Regions from separate parts of the Mus musculus genome. Here region 1 is linked to region 2. A link is a loop called in an ENCODE intact Hi-C map of the cell type or tissue named here. Cell type or tissue: heart. All regions are shown on one strand. Each heading gives the region's core, and the rest is flanking DNA. Links, peaks and the distances in the headings are about the cores only.

The links. Peaks named below come from ENCODE experiments on the same cell type or tissue, not always from the same donor. Only the 100,000 strongest peaks of a DNase experiment are listed, where the experiment ranks them.
Region 1: it touches region 2 in a loop (3.0-fold over the local background); 6 of 42 quality-filtered maps call a loop at or near these places.

The regions. Positions count from the first base shown.
Region 1 is chr3:96,225,001-96,237,201 of GRCm38, forward strand. No RefSeq gene overlaps it. Among named protein-coding and RNA genes, the nearest start is that of H3c15, 8.0 kb to the right of the region's middle. In heart, for the core only: no CTCF peak of the experiment used is centred there; DNase peaks (open chromatin) are centred at 1,931, 6,461, 6,571 and 6,621; H3K27ac peaks cover 198 bases.
Region 2 is chr3:96,058,491-96,070,691 of GRCm38, forward strand. It overlaps a transcript of Vps45 not described here. Among named protein-coding and RNA genes, the nearest start is that of Vps45, 6.1 kb to the left of the region's middle. In heart, for the core only: a CTCF peak has its summit at 7,774; a DNase peak (open chromatin) is centred at 7,581; H3K4me3 peaks cover 446 bases.

The sequences.
Region 1 (12,201 bases), core at 1,898-9,897, 170 kb after region 2:
TTGTCTGGGATCATCTATCAAGTGGTAGAGTTGCAATCCAACACACGCCTTTTGGTTATTTTGAGACAAAGTCTTGATATGTAGCTCAGACTGGCATCAATCCTGCAGGGACCCCCACTCCTTCCAGGCCACCCAAGTGCTGGACTCCAGAAGGCAGCCACCACCTCTGACTCTAGCATAATCAGAGATTATGCTAGAGTTCACTTGTGGCACACATATCAGAATCTTTTTCTATCTACAATATAATTGTAAACCCTGTTGCCCTAGTCTTTCCCGCAACTCCTGTACTTTCTCTTGCTTTCCCCAATTTTTTGATTATACCCCCAACTTTGGGCCATGATGATCCCACAGAGAAGCACAGTAAGTTTCCTACCCTTAGTTGAAAAGGAACTGAGGGGGAGGGAAGCATACACACATACCTATTCTATCAAAGTGGGGGGAGGGTTACCTTCACCAAAGCTGCTCTACCACCCTCCATGCTGGTGTGAGTCCTCTCCAACACAAACCTGACCCCCTCACTTTGTTCACAAACCTCCTCTGTCGGGGAATAAACTGCCTCAGCTTTGCTTGGTGAAGCATGAAATGACACAGCACGTCCCATTTCACTTGTGATCTGTGCACTCCTGTGCCTTTAAGAGGAAAGCCATCATGCCACATTGTCTTAGGGAAGAAGGTAGGAGTGCCCCACCACTGTAGCTGAGGAGTAGCCTGAAAGACTCAAGCTGAAGAAGTGTGTGACAGTGTAGGTGACTGTGTGAGAGGAGATGACAGAAAAGCCTTGTCTGCTGGGTGTGACTGTGTTTCCTATCAGTAAAGTTGTCATGTGACAAAAGCAAGCAAACAACAAAGCAATAGCAAGAGAAAAGGAGGGAAACACTTAGATCCTAATTCTCAGCAGAAGGGCCTGAGCTCCAGTGTTCTTTTTATTCTATTTAGTCCTTATTTATCTTCAGAAATTGCCCTTTAACGAAAAGATTGCCATTGTGATTAGGGCCGCTAGGTTCAATCAGCTTCAGCGTGTTTGATTGGGAATGTGTACATTTATAAATGTCTCTCAATAGTAACATTAATGGCCTCTAGGCCATTTCTTTCTCTTACACTCAGAAGCATTATCAGGTGTAGTGTCACTAATTAATTTAAGAATTTTTGGAGTTGGGCCTCGTGTTACAAGCAAGCCTGCAATTGGCTTAACGAGGGTCTGAGGCAGGAGGATCACAAAGTCAAAACCTGCCTGGAAACCTTAGGGAGAACTGAGGTGGCTCCGAGAGGTAGAGTGCTGGCTTTCCATGTGTGAGAGCTTTCATTTAATCCACATAGTGACAAAGAAAACAATTCCAAGCAACTGTGGTAGCACAAGTTTAAAAATCCCAGCACTGGGAAGGCAAGAGAATATCTGTGAGCCTGGTCTCCATAGGGAGCTCTAGGACAATCAGGACTACATAGACCCTGTCTCGAGAAAAAAAACAAACGAACAAAATCCTGTTTGTTAGACAGCAGGCAACCTCCCAGGCAGGGATGATGCAGATTAAACAGAGCAGAGTGGTTTCTGGCTCCTTAGACTTTTAGTAAGTGGAAGGAAAGAACGATATTCAGTGACCATAATAAATAATGGTGAATATTGAGAGAGGGAAGTACTGACACAGAAAGTGTCATGGAAGGTGCTCTAATTTACCGTCGGAAGGATGCTGCCTTAGTTACTTGTAAATGAAATATTTATTCTAGCTAGTCCGTATAAAAGACACAGAAACCTGGTATTTTATTTACATGATGTAAGCCTAGACTGGGCAGGTTCTATGCTGTTCTCACCTCTATCCAAACCATATGCCTCTTGTTCCTTGCTGTTTGAGTCTGCTCAGGCTACTTCCGCTCCATCAGCCTGTCCTCAGGGTACACTTCTCCTGGCCACGTGATCATGATCCATCCTGACTCATGGTGACCTCATCCTCTCCTTCCTTTCTTCCTCTTCCCCCTGGTCTCTCTTGAGTCCCCTCAGTCTATGCTAAAGTCCTGCCTTCCTCTCTCTACTTCCAAATCACAGGCTCTAGCCTTTTATTAACTAGTTTTAAATTGGGGAGCAAGGTTTACACGGCAGAGGCCATCATAGGTGAAAATGCACTTGTCTGGATTGCATCCAGATCTTGGGGTTCAGAATTTAGCATTTGTATACAGAGCAACAGACCAGCCTCCTCAACAGTTACTTTTCTATTGCTGCTGTGGTTTGACTAGAATCGGCCCAGTCAGCTCCCAGATTTGAAAGTCATGAGGGAGTGGTGTCTCTTAACAGGGATTCGGAGATGGAGCCCTCTTGGAGGAAGTGTGTCACTGGGAGTGGGCTTAGAGGTTTCTCTTCTTGCTGTTAGAGAATCTGGATGTAGAACCCTCAGCTGCTCTCCAGCACTACGTCTGGTAGACAGAGCCCTAGCACTGTTGGGAGGGTGGCATAGAAGTCCCTGACCCCACAGATCTCCAGAGAAACCAGGAATGCTAAGCATGCATGATTGTCTTTCTAATGAGAAAGATGAAAAACCTGTTTTTTCATCCAGAAGGCTGGAAATGGGAAGTGAGTAATAGCCTGGTGACCTGTTGGGCCAGGTCATATCAAGCTGCAGACCCGAGGTGGCTAGTAATTTAAATGGTCCTTACAGCCAGAGGCTCGCCAAGCTCCCACAACCAGGTTCAGTGATACCTAATAGTCTAAATGACCCTTATAGCCAGGGGTACCCCCAAACTTCCACCACCAGGGTCAGAGGTAACTAATAGCTCAAATGACCTCTATGCAATCTGTATGACAGAGACCAGGCCAGAGCCTTCCCTAGGCTCCTAAGTTATAGGTAGCCTCTCTGTAACCTATCTCCTTGGAAGACATGACATGTATCCTGAGTTTCAATGTAGTTATGCCCTGTTGAGCATCAGGGATTGTATTACACCAGGAAACTTCCTCCCCCCACCCCGCCCCAAATTATACTGGGCTTAAATATGTTGAGAATAAACTGCCTGATACCAGATGTTTAAGAAAACTCTTGATCAAAGTTGCTGATTCAATCTGAACTGAGTTTTCATTCTCTTCTCAGTTCACCTCTCTGTCTGATACCTCAGAGATCTTCTCAGCCCTAAGGATTTTGAGGCAGGAGAGCTGTTACAAATCTGAGGCCATTTTTGACTACATAGTATGTTCTAGACTGGCATGTTTTACAATGTGAGGCCCTGTTTCAAATACAAACAAACACAAGAAAACCTCCAAATATAAAATAAAAAAATAAAAACAAAAATCAATAAAATAGAAGTAGACAAAACAGCAGTCAGGTGTGGTGGGACATACCTGTAACTGAATCCCGTGGAAGCTGGGGTAGGAGGATTTGGAGTTTGATGTCATCCTGGGCTACAAAGTGATGTCCTGTCTTAAAAGACCACCCCCACCAAAAACAAAACAAAACAAACAACAAAAACCAAACAAACAAAACTATCAAATAAAACAAAACCAGTAAACCCAACCCTAAACCAACAATGTATTTCACAATACCTTAGAACCTACTAGACTCTCAATGCATTGCAGCTAATTCTGAGAGGAGATAGTTTAGGAAAAATATCTCAATAATGCAAACAGCAACCAATTTAAATTAAAGGCAACAAGAACAACAAAAAGTCTGAAAGTCCCTGGGGTTAGAGGGCTAACCTACAGATCTGGGATTGGGACTCCACTATCCCCAGTCTCATTAAAAACATAATTAGTCGTAACTGTGAACACCAAGCTGGGTCTGGTGGTACAGGCCTTCGATCCCAGCACCCGTTTACACCAGGAAAGGCTTGTGGTTTTTTCAATCACTAGTCCTCCCTTCACCCCCACCCCATCTCCACATTGTCTTTTATTTTCTTCAAGATCTTGCTATGTAGGCCAGCTTGTCTTCAAACTTTCCCTCAGTGTGGTGTTTGAGTAGGAATGGCCCCATAGACTCATGCATTTGAAAGCTTAGAGTGGCTTTAGGAGGTGTGGCCTTGTCAGAGGAACTGTGTCACTGGGCATGAACTTTGAAGTTTCAAGGGCCCAAGGCAAGCCCAGCGTCTCTCCTGCTGCTGCCTGTAGATCCAGATGTAGAACTCTCATCTTCTTCTCCAGCACCATGTCTGCCTGGATGCTGCCAGGATGCTGCCAGGCTTCTCACCGTGATGACAGTGGACTGAACCTCTGACCTGTAAGCCACCCCCAATGAAATGGTTTCTTTGGCCATGGTGTCTGTTCACAGCCATAGGATACTAAGACACTCTGCTTCTTAAATCCAGAATCTTACGGATACAAGAATATTCCACCACAATCAATTCACACACACACACACACACACACACACACACACACACACACACACACGCTCAATGTGTTTTTATTTTATGTGTATTAGTGTTTTCCTGCACTACACATGTGCAGTGCCAGCTCCTCTGTTATTGCACTGTTTGAAGCCACCATGTGGGTGCTGGGGACTGAACCTGGGTCCCCTGCAAGAGCAGCAAGTACTCTTAACCTCTGAACCATCTCCCCAGCTCCTGTTCCTATTTTTCTTAACTACAAATAAGTCTCAGATTCTGCCTCTGAGGAGAGGAAGAGGATTGAACAAGGGCTGGCAGAGGCCAGCAGTCCCCGAGACCACTTCAGAATTCGACTTTCCAAAGAAACACGAAGGAAAATAGCTCAGCGCTCGTCAGTGGTTTTGTGCCAGGGCTCCCGACACACAATTTCAATTTTTAGTCTGCTTTGGGGCTGTGGCTGTGACTCAGCGGCAGAGAGCTTGCCTCACACACAGGAGGCCCTAGGTTCAAGTCCTAGTACCACCCAAAAATTGTACATCACCTCAGGTGTGATGGCACAGACCTGCAAGCCTAACACTTGGGAGGCAGAAGCAGGGGAACCATAGAGTCTAGCCTGGGCTACATAGAAAGGATCTGTCTCAAAACTCCAAGGCCTTGTGTCATTGAGATGGCTCAGTGGGTGAAGACACTTGCTCCCAAGCCTGACGGCCCAAGTTCAATCCCCAGGACTCATGTGAAGAAAATAGGGACCTGACTCCTGAGAGCTATCCTCTGATCAACACACATGCTCCGTGGCACATGTGCTCACATAGTCACACACACACAAGCACACACAAATACACACACAAACACATACACACACACATACATACACACACACACACACACACACACACACACACACACACACACCCCAAAAGTAAATTTAAAAATCAAGGGTTTGGTAGAGTGTAATATAATATGTGCAAGGTCCTGAATTTAATCCAGCAGTGTCACAAATATACAAATAAGTAAAGACATAAATACAAAATAAAAAGGAAAAGAAAAACTGCTTGCACATGATCATTTGAAGAGCTATTCATACATGTGTCTCCCCTTGGAGGCCTTGGTCATGGAGACTTGGCTGGTCGATGTGGAGATGAAGAAATGACAGACAGACAGACAAAAAAAAAAGCTGTGATAGGGTGGACAGTGCTTTTTGATGGAGGGCACCTACTACACAATCCAAAACTGTGTGTTTATTATGCATAGCATAGCACAAGGAGGTGGGGTTAGCTAGGGCCAGTGGCTGGTCACTGTAGGGGAGTGGTCTCCAGTTGTTTCCTTCTGGGAGGAGGAAGTTGTGGTTGATAGTTTCTGCATACACTGATCATTCATTCCTAAACGCTCATATTTGGACCAGAGGAAGGTTTTGCCACACCTCTGAGCCTTACCTAGGCTTTGCCATTTCTATGCATCTGGGGTACTGGGGTCCTTGGCATGGCCATGCCAATAATCCACACTCCCTCAGGACTTCATCTACTCCCCTAAAACATGTTTTTATGTATTTACTTTTAACTTTATACATTTACTTATTTTGTGTGTAAGGGTATGTACATATCATGGCGCATTCATGGAAGTCAGACACACCTTTAAGAGAAATGTAGAATATTATTGCTGAGAAGCACATGCAGAGATCACATTTCCATATTTTCCTCTTTGGTCTCAAGATAAGACGCTCTACCTTCCTTTCCTGTCTCCATCAGATCTGTAACTGCTGTAGGTATTCCCCAGATGACTAACCTGGGGCATAAACTTGCCCCAGGGACTCCCAGAACCTGCTATATCTCCTCTGGGGAGTTGAGAAAAGCCAGCTGGGTCTCTAGCTCTCTTCACAGATCCACAGTCCCAGCTGCCTGAAGGACAGTGCCACTTGGCCCTGCCAGTTACAGCTGAGCTCTGTCACAACCTTAGGTTTCTTCCAGTCAAGAGCTCCTGTTGGGAGCCAGGCTGAACCAAGACTTTCTCAGAGACCCTGATGAAATTCGTACAAAGGGACCATTAGTTCTGTGTCCTTCCTCAGGGGCGGACTTGGCAAAGTCCTGTCTCAGTATGAAGCCAGGGCTACCAAGGAGTTAAGATTTTGGTTCTAGGCTTTCTCTCCTGAAGGCTGTGGTTATCAGTCTGGGCAGCTGTGTCTGATGTATCCTGTATTCTCTTTGCCAACATTTTTTTGTTGTTGTTAATTTAGCTTTCTATTGACCTTGGCCCACTTTCCACCTGCAAACATTATATAAGATGCTGTTCTTAATAACATTGCTTAGCATGAGCCATCAGCTCATGCAAGACCTGATGCCAAACGTTCTGTCTTCTTTACCTTTTTATCTATCCCCTGTCCTCCCTCAAGGTGACCTTGTGGATTCAGGTCATTTTCCCAAATTCCTGCCATGGTGAAGTACCCTGTCACCAGCCACTCAGGTAGGGAGGGCCAGAGTCACCTTTAATTACCTTTCTTGTCAGGAGTTCCTTTTTGCTTTTTCCCCATCCAAATTCAGACAAGCCTTTGTGTGCAGTGGTATGAATGGTTTCCGTTGCTATGGCTGATTCCCCATCCTCTCAAGTACTTCCATCCCTGAGGCCTTCCACTCGACCTCTTGACTCAAGTACAAGGTTGGGTTTTGCAACACCTACCTCAGATAAGACTTTTTTCACATGTAGCTTAGATCTACTGGCCCAGTTAAGGTCTACTGCAGTATGTCCATTGATTTTTTTTTTCAATTTGGAAATAGAATTTTGACATATACAACTAGGCATAGATTTTTTTAAAATGAAATAACCCTAGATTTAGGCCTTAAATTAAAATATTGGTGTTATACAAGAGAAAGAAGATAGTGTTTGGGTCTACAGAGATACAGGGAAGAAGTTGGTGTAAAACCTAAGGCAGAGCCTGGAGTTCTGTCACTCGGAGCCAAGGGACACCAGGAGTCACTGGGAAGTGAGAGAAGCAAGGAAGGGTTATCACTAGAGAGAGAGAGAGCCCTTGGAGGTCACATGACAATTCTATCTCAGCCTAATCTCCAAACGTGTGTGTCTTAAGGTTACTATTGCTGTGATGAAAGACCATTGCCAAAGTACCTTGAAAAGGGAAAGGTTTATTTGGCTTAACCTTCCACATCACTGTCTATCACCAAAGGAAGTGAGGACCAGAACTCAAGCAGGGCAGGAACATGGAGGCAGGAGCTGATGCAAAGGCCATGGAGGTGTGCTGCTTACTGGCTTGCTCCTCATGACTTGCTTAGCTTATAGAACTCTGATTTCTTATAGAACTCAGGATCACCAGCCCAAGGATGGCCCCACCCACAATGGGCTGAGCCCACCCCATCAATCATTAATTAAGAAAATGCTCTATAGCAGATTTTATGGAGTAATTTTTTTCAAATGAGGTTTCCTCCTTTCAGATAACTTACAGCTTGTATCAAAATTGACATAAAAGTAGTCAGTACATTATGAAAAAGTAAATTGATGTTATTTATAGTACTGAGAAAATGACTCCAGTATCCTTTTGGCAAGTGGTGTGAGCTTTCCTCGTTGTACAAACAGGCTGCCACTCTGGCTGTCACAGGCCCATCCTAAAGTCAGTTTTTGGCCCCTCGGCCTGGACTGGGTCTGAGGACCCAAATGGAGGTCTGCGGCTGGGGAGTCTACATATCATCCATACCATTTATAGCACCCACAGAGATAGTGATCCCCTGAGAAACTCTGACTGAGCAAGTCGGGGAGGGAGGCAGGGCAGGAGCCATCAGGGAGCCATCTGTGGCCAGTCAAGGATCACTGAGTGGTTTTTTCCCTCCTTGGCTGACACCTTTCTTCCCCTTCTTGGCTGCCAACTATACTTCATGGCTAATCGTATTTCAGATTCTAATCCAAAACAAGAAGAGGGAGCATCTCTTTGAGGACATCACAAGGCCACTGTAATTCCTGCGGCTTTCATGACTAGCCATAAACTTAGGGGCTTAAAAAGCAACACAGATTTATTCTCTTTTTAGAGGCCAGGAGCCCCAATGAGTCTTGGCTACCAAAACATGAGCCTACAGAACGGTTTCCTGGTGGAGGCTGCAGAAGAACTGGTTCCTCAGCTCCACAGATGGAAATCCCCGGCAGGTTTGGACTCCGGGACACAATGCTCCAAGTCTCTGCAACTGTGCTCTTTGCCATTGGCCCTCTTGCCTCCGTTAATGAGAACTCTTGTGATTACATGTAGGGCCCAGTCTGATGATCCTGGGTAAGAGCCCACCTCAAGGTCCTTCATTTATCCATGTTTACAAAATCTCTTAGCTGTATAAGATGATTTCTATATATTCCAGGAACTGAGATATGGTTGAAATTGAGCTTTAAGGGGGGGCATCTTTCAATCCACCACAAATGAGCACCCCTTCCTATAGCACCACCATGCAATCATGGATCCTATTGAGGGGGTGCTGGTTAGGAACTGTGCCTTCAGCTAATGCCACAATACGTACTTTAGCTATTTGTGGGTAAGGCATACTACTCCAGGACAGCTACTGCGTTTCCTGATCTTGGGCCATGAAAGTGCCAGGACTTATTTACTGGCCAAGGTTACCTGATGTGGCCACCAGGAATTAAACCAGGATGGCTGGGTGTCCAGCTGTGACAATTTTATTGAGAGCAATCAGACTTTTTATACTCTTATTAGAAATAGCATATAGTGGCAGTTGTCAGGATCAATATAGTAGCAGTTGCCAGTATACAGTGTTTGTAAGCTCTACAGGGTACATGAGATTGATGTCCAAGACCAATTGTCCTGTCAAGTTTCCCTGTTTCCTAGGGAAGCATACAGAGAAACACAGTGGTCTGAATATTTCACTGCCTGAGGGAGTGCGTCCTTCTCTCAGGAACTGGAAGGCCATTGTGCCCCAGGAGCCTGGCCTCTAACCTGAAAAACACAGGAGGCATGCTTGCCAAGGTTGCTAGGCCAGGCCAATGCTATAATGCAGGAGAAAATGATAAGACAGAGGTGGCAAGCTTTTTTGGAATCTGAGAATGCATTCTGTTGTCCATTGGTGCTGTCTAAGTGGTAGAGGGAACAGGACATGTGAGCTGAGCTTCTCGGGCATGCGGTATCAGGAGGTAGTTCACAGGATGACCACAAAGTCAACCTACCAAGGAGCTAGAGAGACCTGAGCATGCAGAAGGGGTTTGCCAAGTTGTGGGCCTAGTTGGGAATTGCAGACATTGGCCAGGCCAGGCCAAGGTTGTATCAACAGATGTGTGAACAAGAAATCCTGGAAAGAAGCTGTGTCTGCAGAGATTGACCAATCAGAATTGGAGAGATTGGAATGCTCAGATCCGGAGACTGTTACCATGTTGTTTAGCCTCCAAGACAGCTGTTCCTTGCCCACCTCTGTGCCAGAACTAGCATCCTCTGACTAACAGATTAAAAACCTTTGAAAGAGACCTATTGACTTAAGAGACCCACCGTCTTCTGTCAACCCAAAAGGGATGATTACCATAGACAGTGTTTTGGACCTATAGAAAACTTCCCCATCTTCTATAGCTGCCTCTTAGATGTTTTGACCAATGTTTTTTAACTTGCCTTGATTTATGACAGTTTTGTAAAATTATAAAACTTCATGAATCAGATTCCACATTGGGATATAGAATTTGGAGTAACCTAATCCCATGTTCTCAGGCCATAGTTGCTCAAAATATCTCCAGAATAAACTACCACTCACTTCCTTTAAGTTGAGATGTGAGTTTTACATTCAATCAAAGGTGAATATGTTATGAATTTATCTAGTCAAAGGCCAGCAGAGGGAGTCAGGGGTGGAGGACAGAAGGAGGTAAGCATGTGATTTAGGGTGAAAATGAAGCATACCTTCATAACTTTACTTTTTGAATATTTAACAATGAGTGACGTGTTTTATAACCCGTTTGTCACTATGGAAATTATTTCCTTAACTACCTCCACACACCATTGTCCCATCTGTTGCCTCCACTTTAGAGATGAGAATCTGGTAAAACGTAGCCTCTGCCAAAGGCATGCAGGGTAGGAGGCAGAGCCAGGGCTTGAGAGCCTGTGCTGTCCACCCAGTTTCTGATTCTCTGCACCTCAGCACATGGTGAAGATTTCATTGTAAAGGGAAAGAGAACCTGGAAAGATTTTAAAGCATGGGAGTGACAAACATGTCCCCTACGTGTTTATGGAGTTGAACAGATAAGCAAATAGTTAACGGAAGTAGAGGCACCTTAGCCCTTGGCACCATATGCTTCGCCATTTCCCTTCTGAGCTTCCAATATGGACTGTTGGAAGGTGTTCTTCTTATGTATATGAACTTTGGGGTCACTTAAATATTTTGTCCTTGACACTAGTTGTGGGAAACTGGGCAAAGTACTCAGACTTTTCCTTGTCTGTTGTGTAAAGTTGCTGTGATTATAATCCAGCAGTTGGCAGACATGGAGGTGCAGCAGCATGCTGTTCCCATTTCTGAGGGTCTGTGCACAACGTGGCTGATGCCACCTTTGCCTCCTTCAGCCATCTTCTCTCCTGGAGTTCTTCACCTCTCTCCAGCTATCCTTCTTAGTTTAGGAATTCCCCCATCGTTTTTGTTTGTTTTTTCAATGTGGACTGAGTACTTAAATCTTTGTCTTGTGTGTGAATGAAGGTGCTGCAGAGGCCAGGAGAGAGTGTCAGATTCCCCAAAGCTAGAGTTACTTGTGGTTGAGAGATGGCTGACATGCATGCTGGGACGGGGCTCTCTACAAGGGCAGTGTGTGCTTCTCACAGCTGAGCCGTATGTCCAGCTCCTCTTCCAATTCCTGGAGGGACTCCTTCTAGTCTGCTGCTTCTGTTATCCCCTTAGCTATCTGCTGAGAGCTTCTCCACAAATTTGTCTGGCTAAGCCAAATGAATATGTTAAAATTCCCAACTCCCAGAATAGTGTTCTCTAGATAGAAGGAATCTCAGTCTCTGGGTCAGGAGGGACTTGGTATATCTTCTTGGCTCTAGAAGCAATTGCTTTCCACTGAATCACTTTGCCTTGCTCAAATCTACTCTTATTCTAGCTCAGTGGTTCTCACCCATCGTAATGTTACAGCCCTTTAATACACTTCATGTTGTGACCCCCCCCCCCGCAAAAAAAAAAAAACCCCACAAAATTATTTTCATTGATACTTCCTGGCTGTAAATTAGCTACTGTTATGAATCATGTAAATCTCTGTGTTCCTAATAGTCTTGGGCAACCCAGAAGCCATTTGGCCCCCAAAGGAACGGTTGTGACCCACGGGTTGGGAAGTACTCAGGCCTAAAGTTCCTTTCTCTTCCATTCTCCAACTGGCCAAGTTACCACATCTGCTTAACTGAAACTCTTAAGAGCCCCTTTCAGCCTCACTCTACCTGTGTCCATGTCTACCCTTGTCCTACAAGGTGAGGTTACCATCAGCTGTAAAAAACAAACAAACAAACAAAAAAAACCCAAAAAACCCACAATCCATTAATAATGCCAGTTCTGTGGCTGACTTTTCCTGGAAACACCTGAGATTATGATAATGTTCTTTTACAAGTTTATGTATGTATGTACGTATGTATGTATGTATGTATGTATGTATGTGCTCCCTAAGGTGGCTACTGCATTAAGCAGCGGTGTCCTGGAGAGGCCTGGTTCCAGGCTGGTTAAGAGGAGTTTTGGTCCACTAATCTGTATTTCCGCACACTGATTTGTACTGTCAGCTGGTTTTCTTCCCCAGTGAAAGAAGACTTAGGGCAACTTAGAGGAGAACCTGACTTAACTCACTCATGGTCAAGGTGCACAACTCTTGAGTAGCAGCCCCGGGAGGGAGACTGTGAGGCAGGCAAGTCACTGACATCAAAGGCTTACCTGTGATAGGAAATCAGAGATTAACCTA
Region 2 (12,201 bases), core at 2,849-10,848:
TTTCAGGGACGCCGGGTTTCCAGGGCCCCTGCAATGGGCGGGGACAGTTAATTCATTGGGGCCGGAACAAAACCAACTTGAGAATTTAAAGGTAAACACATTTTTAATCTAAGAAGCAAGAACAATTAGCAATCAACTGGATCTTAAAGCTTCAGTTTCCAAAAAATTCAACAGATGACACACTATTATCACACTTCGGATCAAGGTGTTTTGTTCCTCACCTTCTTACAATAGAGAACTGTACAACCAGGAAGACAAATAACTGCAACAAATCATTGGCTATTAGTGCTTCAAATATTTACACCAAAATAATGACGTGTGTGAGATGTGAAACTGCAAAGGATCACCAGAGGTGAGAAGGAGATTTTAAGAGAGGGAGACCCGGATAGACATAGTATTGGAATACAAGGGAATGAATACAAGGAGCACAAAACAGACAGACTATTTAGTAGAGGAAGGGGACCAGGGAGCTTTAGGAACCGCGGGGTTAGGGGTAGAGGGGCTGGAGGCAGGAAAAAAAGGAAACACATTAGAATGAGATATTATTGTCATGTGTATAAATGCCATTATGAGACTCATTGAGAATGCTAATTTAAAAAATTAATTTAAAATCAACACAGCACCACTAAATACTAGTTTTTTCAACATACTGTAAGAAATATGCGGTTAAATAGAATAGAAGAACTTAATCGGGTTATGCAAATTATGCGAAGTTTCCAAATCCCTTGAGGAAGACTAGAAGTCACTTGAAATACAGGTATTTGTCACTTCTAAAATTGTGAAAATGTGTTCTTTTCAGTTTTCCAGTCAATAAATAAACCAGTAAATAAAACTTCCCATTGGGCACAGTACAGGTTTTGAGACTTTCTTTCTTCTTCCTTTTTGTTTGAATAAGGCTTTGCAATGTAACACGGGCTGACTTTGAACGCGTGACCCCTCAGTGTCTGCAGTGCTGGAGTTACTGGTGTGCATATGTTTTGACAGAAGCCTTAAAGCTTTATATTAAACGAGTCAGTGGGATATTAACTACACACAAATGAGATCTAATGTTATATACAATCCTGTTTTATCAGCAAAAAAGTTCATATATTATAGAAAACTGACTCATCAAAGAAAATAAAATTTACCCACAAATCTAGCAAGTTACTGGTATCTGAAAAATCACCATCACCCATGTTGCTTGGATTCTATTTCCTTACCTGGACTGTAATATAGTATGTCATATTTTTTCAACTTTCTGTATCTTAAAAAGAACAAGCCAGCAGTGGTGTCACACACCTTTAATCCCAGCACTCAGGAGGCAGAGACAGGCAGATCTCTGAGTTTGAGGCCAGCGGGGTCTACAGAGTGAGTTCCAGGACAGCAAGGGCTCTGTTACAGAGAGAAACCCTGTCTCAAAAAATAAAACAAACTGAACAAGAGACGAGGAGTAGAACAATGATTGTCCTTGAAATGGTGCCTTGTCAGATTACAATTGTAAGAAATGAGTGGAGAGAGTCCTTTTAGTTATTTGTATTCAGACAGATATGACTTTTTGAAAAAGAAAATACCTACTTTGACAAGCTTAAAATGTCTGACAATACCAAGTGTTGGAGACAGTGTGAGACAAGAATTCACAGGTTACCAACGCAAGAATCAAAGAGCCTTTTTTTTTAATAGAAATGTGGAATTATCTTTAAAAGCTAGTGAAACATAAAACCCTTATGCTTGTGGGTTCAAATTTCCTGCCCCTTGGTATTCTTGTACAGTAGAGCATCATTCCCACACTTTTAACCCAGAAGTGGCCATGCAGGGCCACTGGGCCCCCATTGCCTCTGAGCTGCTTCAGTTGTCAGCTTTCCCAGTGTCCCCTGTGTGTGGCCATGAGAGAAATTTCATGCTCTAAAAAACTCTCACATGTTTATGAAGCATGCACACAGATGCTCTAACAGAGTCACTGAGAGTCGTAAGATAAAGTTGTAAACAATCTGAGTGTCCATCACTCAAAGAATGAATACATAATATCTACAATAAGTAATAACTTTGAAATTAACTACTGTATTTGGTGTGGGATGAGTTAGAACTTAAAGCTTCCTTGGATAAAAACAGAGTACTGGGAATAAAAGCAGCTCATGCCTTTTTAAATAGTGTACTACCAGACTGTAAAAATAGCATATTGCTAAAACCTCAGGCCAGAAAGATGCATAAACAAATGCTTCATGATTCAGTCAGAGAGGGAGCAAGGGGCACACAACTGAAGGCCAGAACATAGCTGCATGCTGAGGCTTTACAATGTGTCAGGGAAGTAGAGGGCACTTGGCTATTCTGTATCTTTTCTCAGCTTTGGGAGACTTAGTAGCTGGATAAAATGTAGCATTTACAAATTCTCTTCAACAAGTACCCATCAAGTATATTCTGTGTTGGATGCTGTATTAATGTGCCGAGGACATCATAACGGTGCCAACAGACAAAGAGGCTAAACCAACAGAATGGCATTTTCTCATATTTCTGGAGGGTGAACATCCAAGGTCAAGGTGTCCAGGGTTGACTTCTTCTTGGGTCTTCTGCAGAAGGTCTTGTCCTGTGATAGCACATGATCTCTCTGAGCCTCTGTATTCTAATTTCCTCATACAAACCAAATGTATTGGGTTAGAGGCTCTCTGATGACTGCATTTGGATTTAGTTGTCTCCTTTAAAGACCCCAACTCTAAATACAGCTACCTTCTAAGCATTGACATTTCATTAGGATGCTCCTTTAGGACTTCAATATTTAAATTCTAAGGAAATGTAAGTTATCCCATAATGGACACTAACTGTTGATTAACCCCTTCAGCCCTGATCCAACTGTGAAAAAACAAGGAAGGGAAGGTATCAAAAGTCTGAGACCCGGCTGATAGACTGTTTCATTTTCTAGACCCTAAATTTAAATAAGAATTCATGGACACACATCTGTCCTTTGATGATGATGATGATGATGTTATTGTTGTTGTTGTTTGAGAAAAGCTTTCTCCATGTAGCCCTGGCTATGCTGGCCTTGAACTCAAGCTACCTGCCTCTGTCTCCCAAGTGCTAGGATTAAAGCTGTGCACCACATCAGGCTGATCTGTTTTTCCTCTTTGAAATGATCTTCTATTTCAAGAAATGTTTAAAAATCAAAAGACTGCTCAGTTTGGTGTGTGTGTGTGTGTGTGTGTGTGTGTGTTGCTTGGTGTGTCTATTGGTGTACATGTATGCATGTGTGTGTGTAGAGCAGAGGTTGACCCTGAGTGCCATTTCTCAGGAGCTGTTCACCTTGTTTTCTTTGAGACAGATTCTCTCAGTGGGACCTAGGAGCCCACTGCTTAGGCTAGGCTGGCTGCCCAAGCGTCCCCAGGGATGCATCTGTCTCTGCCTCGCTAGTACTGGATTACAAGCGCATGCTACCATGTCTGAGCTTTTGCATGAGTGTGGATCAAACTCAGATCTTCCTGCTTACACAGAAAGCACGTTACTGAGTTGTTTATGCAACTTTGACTCCCTCTTTTTCAAGTGGTAAATAGATGTGATAAATAATGGAATCTGTATCGATACCTAGATCTCAATTTAGCTAAACAATATGTAATTGTATGTATACTTTTGTGTTTATTTTGATAAACACACTAGTGAATATGTATTCCCTTTTCTAAATTAGACTTTAACGAGAACATGAAATGTAGGCATGAGCTTGCAGTAAAAATGGGCTTAGGTTTGTCAGGGTTCTGTTTCTCTTTTACTTATTCTTTGACAATTTCATACATGTTACATTGATCAGATTATCTACCACCAATTGCCAGTATTCCTAAAGAATGTGTAACAGATGTGGGGACGGTTCAGCATCTGCCTGGCATGCCTGGGACTTTGGGTTCCAGCCCCAGCACTGAAAGCAAAAGTCTAGTTAAAAGCAAAAAAAACAAAAAACAAACAAACAAACAAACAAACACCATTAAGTAATTTTACATTTACTCAAAACAACAACCGTTTTGGTACCTCTCAGAAGAAACAATAAAATAAGAAATATATTATATATAAAGGCTCTTCCTAAGTAGGCATCAATAGATAAGCACAAAGGACGTTAGAGCTGGAGTGTAGCTCTGAGTTAGTGATTGTCTAACGTGAAAGCCGTGAGTTCAAGCCCTAGCACCAATCAAAAAGCCATAAAAGCTACCTTAAATACCTTTGCAATGTGTCTGAGATTAAGAGGATGTTTAATGACTCATCAGTCATTCAAATACCACCAATTTGGAGAGGAATCTATTTCCTGTAGTTAAACTTCAGTGTGTTTGAATAGTTCCTCAAACGCTCATGTACCTAGGAATCACCTGGAGACCGTGTTAAAACGAAGATTCAGTGGCTCTGCAAGCTCGTGTATTTTTAATTGGCTCCCAGGGATTCTGGCCCCTGTGTTCCAGGAACTACATTTGGGGCAGCCGAGATCATCTGGGTGAGATAACTCCGTGGCAATGAATGAAGTTCTGTTCTCTTCTTTACTGGCTCTGACACTGTTGCCGTCTTCTTCCAACACCTTCCTCACCATCCATTTCTGCGGCCAGCTGCTCTGGGAAATGGGCGGATTGTGTTGTGCAGGTGTGTGTGGGGCTTTCAAAGCTCCCACCTGCGTTCGGACAGTTGGGTCTAGCTGCACTGCTAGCTGGCTGCAAATCTCCGGCTTAGTCAAATTTGTGGCCTTTGCAGGGGTTTTTCATTCTTATAGCTAGGACTAGTTCATTCAAAGTATAAAACAGCATGAAAATGAAAAGTGTTGCCTCCCTGTATGATATCTTGTAACATCAATCACTAAGTTAGCAAAATGGCCCAGTGGGTAAAGGCATTTGCTGCCAAACCTGATAATTGAGTTCCATTTCCAGGATCCAAAAGGTGGGAAGAGAGAACTGACTACTCACAAGTTGTTCTGTGACCTACACACACACCCCATGCACACACAAGTACACACTTACCCATACACACACAAATGCACACACAAGCACGTGTGCATGCACACACTAAAAAACAGTTTTAAAAGATACAGAGTTTTTGGGCTGGAGAGATGGCTCAGTGGGTAAGAGCACTGACTGCTCTTCCAGAGGACCTGAGTTCAATTCCCAGCAACCACATGGTGGCTCACAACCATCTGTAATGGGATTCGATGCACTCTATAAGAAAAAGGATGGGGGGTTGGGTATGGGGGACCTTTGGGATAGTATTGAAAATGTAAACGAGGAAAATACCTAATTAAAAAAAAAAGAAAAAGGAAAAAAAGGAGAAAAAAAGATACAGTTTTTGAAATCATAAGCAAGAGATGTATTTATGGTTAAAGACCATGCAGATGGTCTTTATATAGTACTGAATATATATTCTCTGTAAAAGAAATGATTCTAGCCAGGCGTGGTGGAGCACACCTTCAATCCCAGCACTTGGGAAGCAGAGGCAGGCAAATCTCCCAGCCTGATCTACTTGGTATATAGATACCAAGACCCTGTCTCAAAATAAGACAAAAATGAAGACTCTAGAATCAGGCAACCTAGATTAAATCTGCTGCCTACCAGCTGTGTGGATTTGACAAGTTACACAGCCTCTCAGTTCTTCAGTTTCCTCATCTGTAAACGGAAAAAATAACAGCTTCCTTTGGTTAGTGGGAGAATTAAATAATACAATCATTAGCCAAGCTTTAATTATCTTCTGTGCCATGATTAGTTTTACTATTTGCAAACAAAATGTGATTGTTGCATTTTGCTTCCCTGAAAAGTTAATAAAGTGTATAAGATAAATTTTTAATTTTTATTTCATGAGAATGGGTGTTTTCACTGCATGCATGTCTTGAGCCACTTTCGTGTCTCGTGTCCATGGAGGCCAGAAGAGGGTGTCAGGTCTGCTGGGACTGGAGTTACAGTCATGGGTTTGGTTTTGAGCTGCTACATGGGTACCAGGAATCCAAGAAGAGAAGTTGGTACTCTAAACAGCTGAGTCATCTTTCCAGGCCCTCACAAGACAAGTTTTTAAATATGTTCCAATGTTAAGGCCTGTAAAACAAGTTCCATCTTTTTAAATATATCTTATTTATTCTTTGAGCGTTTCAAACTGTAAGTTCTTATTTCTTATATATATTATTATATATAATGAAATTATATTACTTCTGAGATCTCTTTTATAAATATGATTTTTTTTTCCTTGGGCTGCTCATAGTATTAGATTTGTAGATGACCATAAATATGGCTAAAATATTTTTAGTATTTTATACAATGCATCACAAAAATTGGCAAGCCATATGACATGTCAGAAAATTCATAGTCTTATAGCTCCTTAAATCTTATTAGATGTAAAAGAGTCTAGACTATATTATTTTTATGTTGATAATAACTTCTTTAGGATGGCACATTAGTGATTTTATCAATCATTTGATGACAATCAGGTTTTCTTTACGAGGAAAAATATTTCATATTGTAAAATTAAGATGCAAAATATTTTACTTATACTTAAGCAAATGAAATGTCTTTACTCTCAGATATTATTATCTGATATTTCCTTCATAATAATCACCATTAACGAACTGAGTGGTGGTGCACACCTTTAATCCCTGCACTCAGAAGGCAGAGGCAGATAGATCTCTGAGAATCTGAGGGCAGCCTGATCTACAGAGTGAGTTCCAGGACAGTCAGGGTTACACAAAAAGCAAAAAAACCCAAAGCAAACAAACAAACAAAACAAATCAAGAACAGCTGCCTTGGAAACTTTGTTTGCTCTGTATTATTCTTCAAGGCAGACTTTCTCTATGTAGTCCTGCTGGCCTCGAACTCAGAGATCTGCTGTCTTTGCCTCCCAAGTGTGGAGCTAAAAGCATGCACCACCCAGAGCCTGGCCTGCCTTGGGATCTTTAGGAAGATTTCACCCTTTGCAAGCTTTTTGTGAGGTGGATGCAGATCCTCTGAGGCTGGGAGAGGTCGAATTACCTTCCCTGAAGTAGAAGAAATCCGAAAACTGCAAGAAGCTACTCTGTCAGTGGGTGACTTACTGCCTGTTTCTTTGTGTTGTCTCCTTTTACACTTCCTATTTTACACACGACATCATTTCTTTAAGGATAGAAAAAGGGTTTTTTTCCATACTTTTCGCTTAGAACTGTGTCCTGCCCTGAAAAAATAGCCAATAAATATTTGATATCCGTGAAACTCATTACTGGACACCGGCTTCAGTGGCATGTGAAACAGAGTATCGTTTTACACAGGCAGGACAGACAGAGATCAGTGTGATTAGCTGGGCGGCTCATGCCGATAATTTTATTGGATAATATGGAATACATTCTGAGGAAAATATAAAACTTCTCTCCAAATCCCCAGATAAACAGCGGGGATGTTGATTTCATTGTTGGGGGAGGGGCTTGTAATAAACAAATGACGCACTGCATTTTTTTTTCCAACATCCTCTGGCAGCGATTAAAGATAGGACTGATTCCAGAAACTGTTTAGTAAGAGTTTCCGTGAGGGCTGGTGAGATGGCTCCTCTAGTGAAGGTCTTGCTGCCAAGAATGATGACCTGAGTTCAATCCCAGGGTCCCACACGGTAGGTGAGAACCAATTCCTTTAAGGTCTACGTGTGTGTGATGGCACAAATGCAAAAATACTCACACCCACATCCCCAATAAATAAAGTGTGTGTGTGTGTGTGTGTGTGTGTGTGTGTGTGTGTCTGTGCGCGCGCGCGCGCGCGCGCGTGTGTGTAATTGAGAGAGCATCAATTCTCGTTAGCTTTGGATATTTAGTATTCAGACAGAGGGCGCCCTTGGACTGTCAAGAAGGTTCTAGGGAAAACATGGGCTTCTAAAACTGGGAGCTGTCCTGTGACCAGTGCTCACACGAATGAGGGAAAGGCATTGTTTTAGCTAGAATACATTACGTAAAGCTTGTAGTATAATCTGTTTCTTGTCTCACTCTTGCTCTCAGCCTTTACTATATTGTTCCACCTGGACTTCAACTACTGAGTTCAAATGATCTAATGGCCTCAGTCTGAGATGGGATTATCATGTGAAACCACTCTGTCCCGCTCATCTGTCATCTATTTGGAGCTTTGAATTCCACTGCTTTTGTTGTTGTTCTTTTATTGCATTTGTCACTATATATGTGTATGTATATATCATTTCTAAAGGTTAAATAAAAATAAGTTCTATGAGATTCTACCTAATCAAGAAGTATACTAGTTGGGAGGGTCTGGTAAGTGTGAGGTCCCATCTGAGATTCAGCATGCTGGAGTCTGGTAGAATGTCTGCTTTTGCTGCCAGTGCCTACCTCTCAGGGTGATCTGTTGTGTTTTTTATTAACTCAACACAAACTAGAGTGGTGTGGGAAGAGGGACTCTCAATCTAGAAACTGTTTCTATCACATTGGCTTATAGGCAGTCTGTGGGGCTTGCTCTTGATTGATGATTGAGGTAGGAGAGCTCGGTCCACTGTGGGCGGGGCCATCCCCTTTGCAGGTGGTCCTAGGTTGTATAGAAAAGCAGTGGAGTGAGCTGGGGGAGTAAGTCAGTAACCAACTTTCCTCAATGGCCTTTGCCTCCGTTTCTGCCTCCAGGTTCCTGCGTTGAGTTCCTGCACTGCTGTCCCTTAACGATGGAGCTGTAAAATAAAACAAGCCCTTTCCCTTTGGTCATGGTGTTTAATCACAGCAATAGAAATAAAACAAGATGACACCAATCTTGGGCTCTTTTCTAAGTGGCTGCTATTTCTGCTTCTTAGAACAACTCAGTGATGTAAATGGTACTTTGTTCATCTCCCTTCTCCTCTTTTTATGTTGGAGACAGTCTCACTATGTAGCCGGGGCTAGACTGGAACTTCTTATGTAGACCAAGCTGGCCTTGAACTCACAAACATCTACCTGTCTCTGCCTTCTTAATGCTGGTATATTGAAGATGTGCCCCACTATACACAGCCTCCCTTTTGTTTTTATAAATATTTATTTATTTATTTTTGGTTTTTCAATACAGGGTCTCTCTGTGTAGCCCTGGCTGTCCTGTAACTTGCTCTGTAGACCAGGCTGGCCTTGAACTCGCAGAGATTCACCTACCTCTGTCTCCGGAGTGCTGCCGCCTGACTTTATTTATTTTTAATTGACAAAGTTGTATGTATTTATTGCATATACATCACTTTGAAATACATAGTATTGTCTTTTTAAAAATAAAAAACAGGGGAACTGGGAGAATATGATCAAAATATATTGTATGAAATTTTCAAAGCATTAATAAAAATGGTATATTAAAAATGAGAATAGGTGGCCGGGTGTGGTGGCGCACGCCTTTAATCCCAGCACTTGGGAGGCAGAGGGAGGTGGATTTCTGAGTTCGAGGCCAGCCTGATCTACAAAGTGAGTTCCAGGACAGCCAGGGCTATACAGAGAAACCCTGTCTCAAAAAAAAAAAAATTGAGAATAGGTGGTTAGATAGTTATAGTTAAGCTTACTTCTTCTAAGGGATGAAACTGGATTTTAAACCTGAAGATGAATAACATAATTCCTGGTACTATCTGAAAATTTTTAATGCAAATAGCAGTTTCCTCTGTTACCACAAATTGCACAAAATGTACAAATACATTTTCTGAGTTTCTTTCATTTTAAGTTTTCAGTTATTGTGGAAAGTACATAGCAACATTCAAGTTCACCATGCCTGAGCGTATGAATGCTATTGGGAAACCAGATTTTTTAATTCCCTGATGACACAAGCCCAGTTCTCTGCTTTGGAGAACACTCACATTTATAGAGTGAAAGGAAGGTCGAGCTGGGAACGGGGAACGGGTGGGTGGGGGGTAGAGGGGTGGGCGGGGAGTGGGGGGGAAAACAGTACATTCTACTGTTAATGTCTGTATGTGCTTTAGGAGTGATTTATCTCAGTGGGCCTCTGCTACTGTTTATTATTTGTCTTAAAGTTTGGGATGTGTGTGTGCGTGTGTTGAGGGCTACACTATGCATTGTAATGCTAAATTCTGTACTCCAATGCGGGGCATAGGTGTAGGGGAAAGAGGGGGTAGTAAGAGAGCCCGTGTCTGACCAGAGTTCCTGTGCTCTGGGCAGGCAGACACGGGAGCACTGCTGGATGCTTTCCACACAGCCCGGGTGGGCATCTGGCTGTGTGAAGCCACTGACCCCACACGGCGGAGGGTGGACAAGGGGCAGGCCCCGTACCAGGTTCTCAGTCTCCGGCATCCCATGCTGGATATGGCAGAGAAGCTGAGAACAGAATAGGGGCCCCGGGGCAACACTCTCCGCCCCAGAGATACGGGAAGAGGGCAGAGGGAGAGAGGTTCCCATGCAGGTGAGAGTCCTTACTCTGGTTCGTGGCTGGAACATAGGAAGGCCTTCTGACGGGAGGTTAGAAGTGGCTCCTTAGAAGAAAGCCTATCCCATCGTCCAAGCATGGCGGGCCTTGATGAACAGAGACAGTCTATGGTTTTAGACCTTTATTGTAGAAAGACAGGGGGAAAGAGAGAAGGTAAAAGAAAGATAGACTGGCCATGGCCATGTGGAGAGAGGGAGAAAGGGAAAGAGAGAAAAGAGCTAGAGAATAAGAAAGGTGAAAGCTTAGAGAGAGGTAAAAGCTTAGAGAGTAAGAGGGAGAGAGCTAGGTGGGGCCAAGCAGCCCCTCTTATAGTGGGTTTGTTATCTTGCTGTTGCTAAGTAACTGGGAGGAGTCTAGCCTGAAGGTCAGAAGCTTAGAACATAGCCTACATGGTCAGAAGCTTGGAACAAGCCATAGCTTGGACCGTTAGCCACATGCTTCTCCTGTGGTGCCGCGGACTGGCCTCAGTCGGACCCCCTCAATCTGTAGGAGAAATCAGGGTTCTGGACAGGTGGGCGAGAAAAGGGTGACAAACAGACAGGGACATAAGGGAGTGTGATATCTGAATGTAATGTCTCAAAGCAAGCATCAGACTTTTAATACAGGAGAAAAACAAGAAAGCTAGGCAAATACATCCGCCTACAAGGTACATCGACACAAAACAAAGAAAATGCATACATACGGGGAGTGGTGGCGTACACCTTTAATCCCGGAATTTGGGAGGCAGAGACAGCCGAATTTCTGAGTTCAAGGCCAGCCTGGTCTACAGAGTGAGTTCCAGGACAGTCAGAGGAACACAGAGAAATTCTGTCTTGAAAAATTAAAAAAAAAAAAAAAAAATCATGCATAAGAAGCTAGGGGGAGCCAGGCAGTGTTTACAACTGAGATAGGAACAGTCATTATTTAAGATCAGCTAAACAAAGGAGTGAGGTGAATGGTCTGATGCATTGCTAGTCTATTGTTAAACCCACCACCAGAGGTCCCTTAGTAAATACCTGATTATGCTATTCCTCTGGGCCTAGTGAAATACATGCACCAGGGGAATTCCGTTTTACTAACCCTTTCATGAATCATACTACAGTTCCTCCTAAAACCACAACCCACCTTCTTCCTAGGCCATTGTAAATTCCTGTGTATGAGAGTGACTCAGCTATTGTTCTAAGTATTTACTTTGTAGACTAGCCCTGAGATTAATAGCTCTATTCAAGTAAATTGTAATGCCTGATTACTTTCACTGTCTCTACTAGAGGTAATTGTGAATGTTACTGAATAGGTAACATTCTTACTGAATTCCAAGCTCAGGGTCAGCTCAAGGACTGCCTAGGACATTGGAACACTGGTGGAGGCTAATCTAACTTAGCTATATATCAAAATCAATCCTTAAAGGCACTTGCAATACAACAATACTGACACAGGTCATACACCTGACTAACTCAGGGACAGAATTGAAGCATTTGCTTTACAGGATGCCATGGTTCCAGGAGACTAAATTTCCGTGAACTTTTCACCTTGAGACTGCGTCCAAGCTTTTGGGCTTGTCACACGAGTCACTACTGGAGTAGATGTGGCACTGTGGAGGCTTTTGGTGGCAGTAACTTTGACAGGAGCCAGGGGTTCAGGAGACATGAGGGAACACCTTTTGTCCCAAGTAGGTGGGATTACCACCCATTGGGCTCTACCAGAGTTCAAGACCTCAGCTCGACTGGAGACCAGGCCATCTGTGCATAGCCCATTGCCCCACACTCCAAGATCCAGGCCTACAAGCCAATTCTCATAGTTACTAGCTTTTGTTATGCACACCTTGTTCCTTAATTTAAAACTATTGATTAAATAAAAATGGCAACAGCCAAGAGTTGGAGGGATTAAAGGTTAGGGAGAGAGAGCAGAGGAG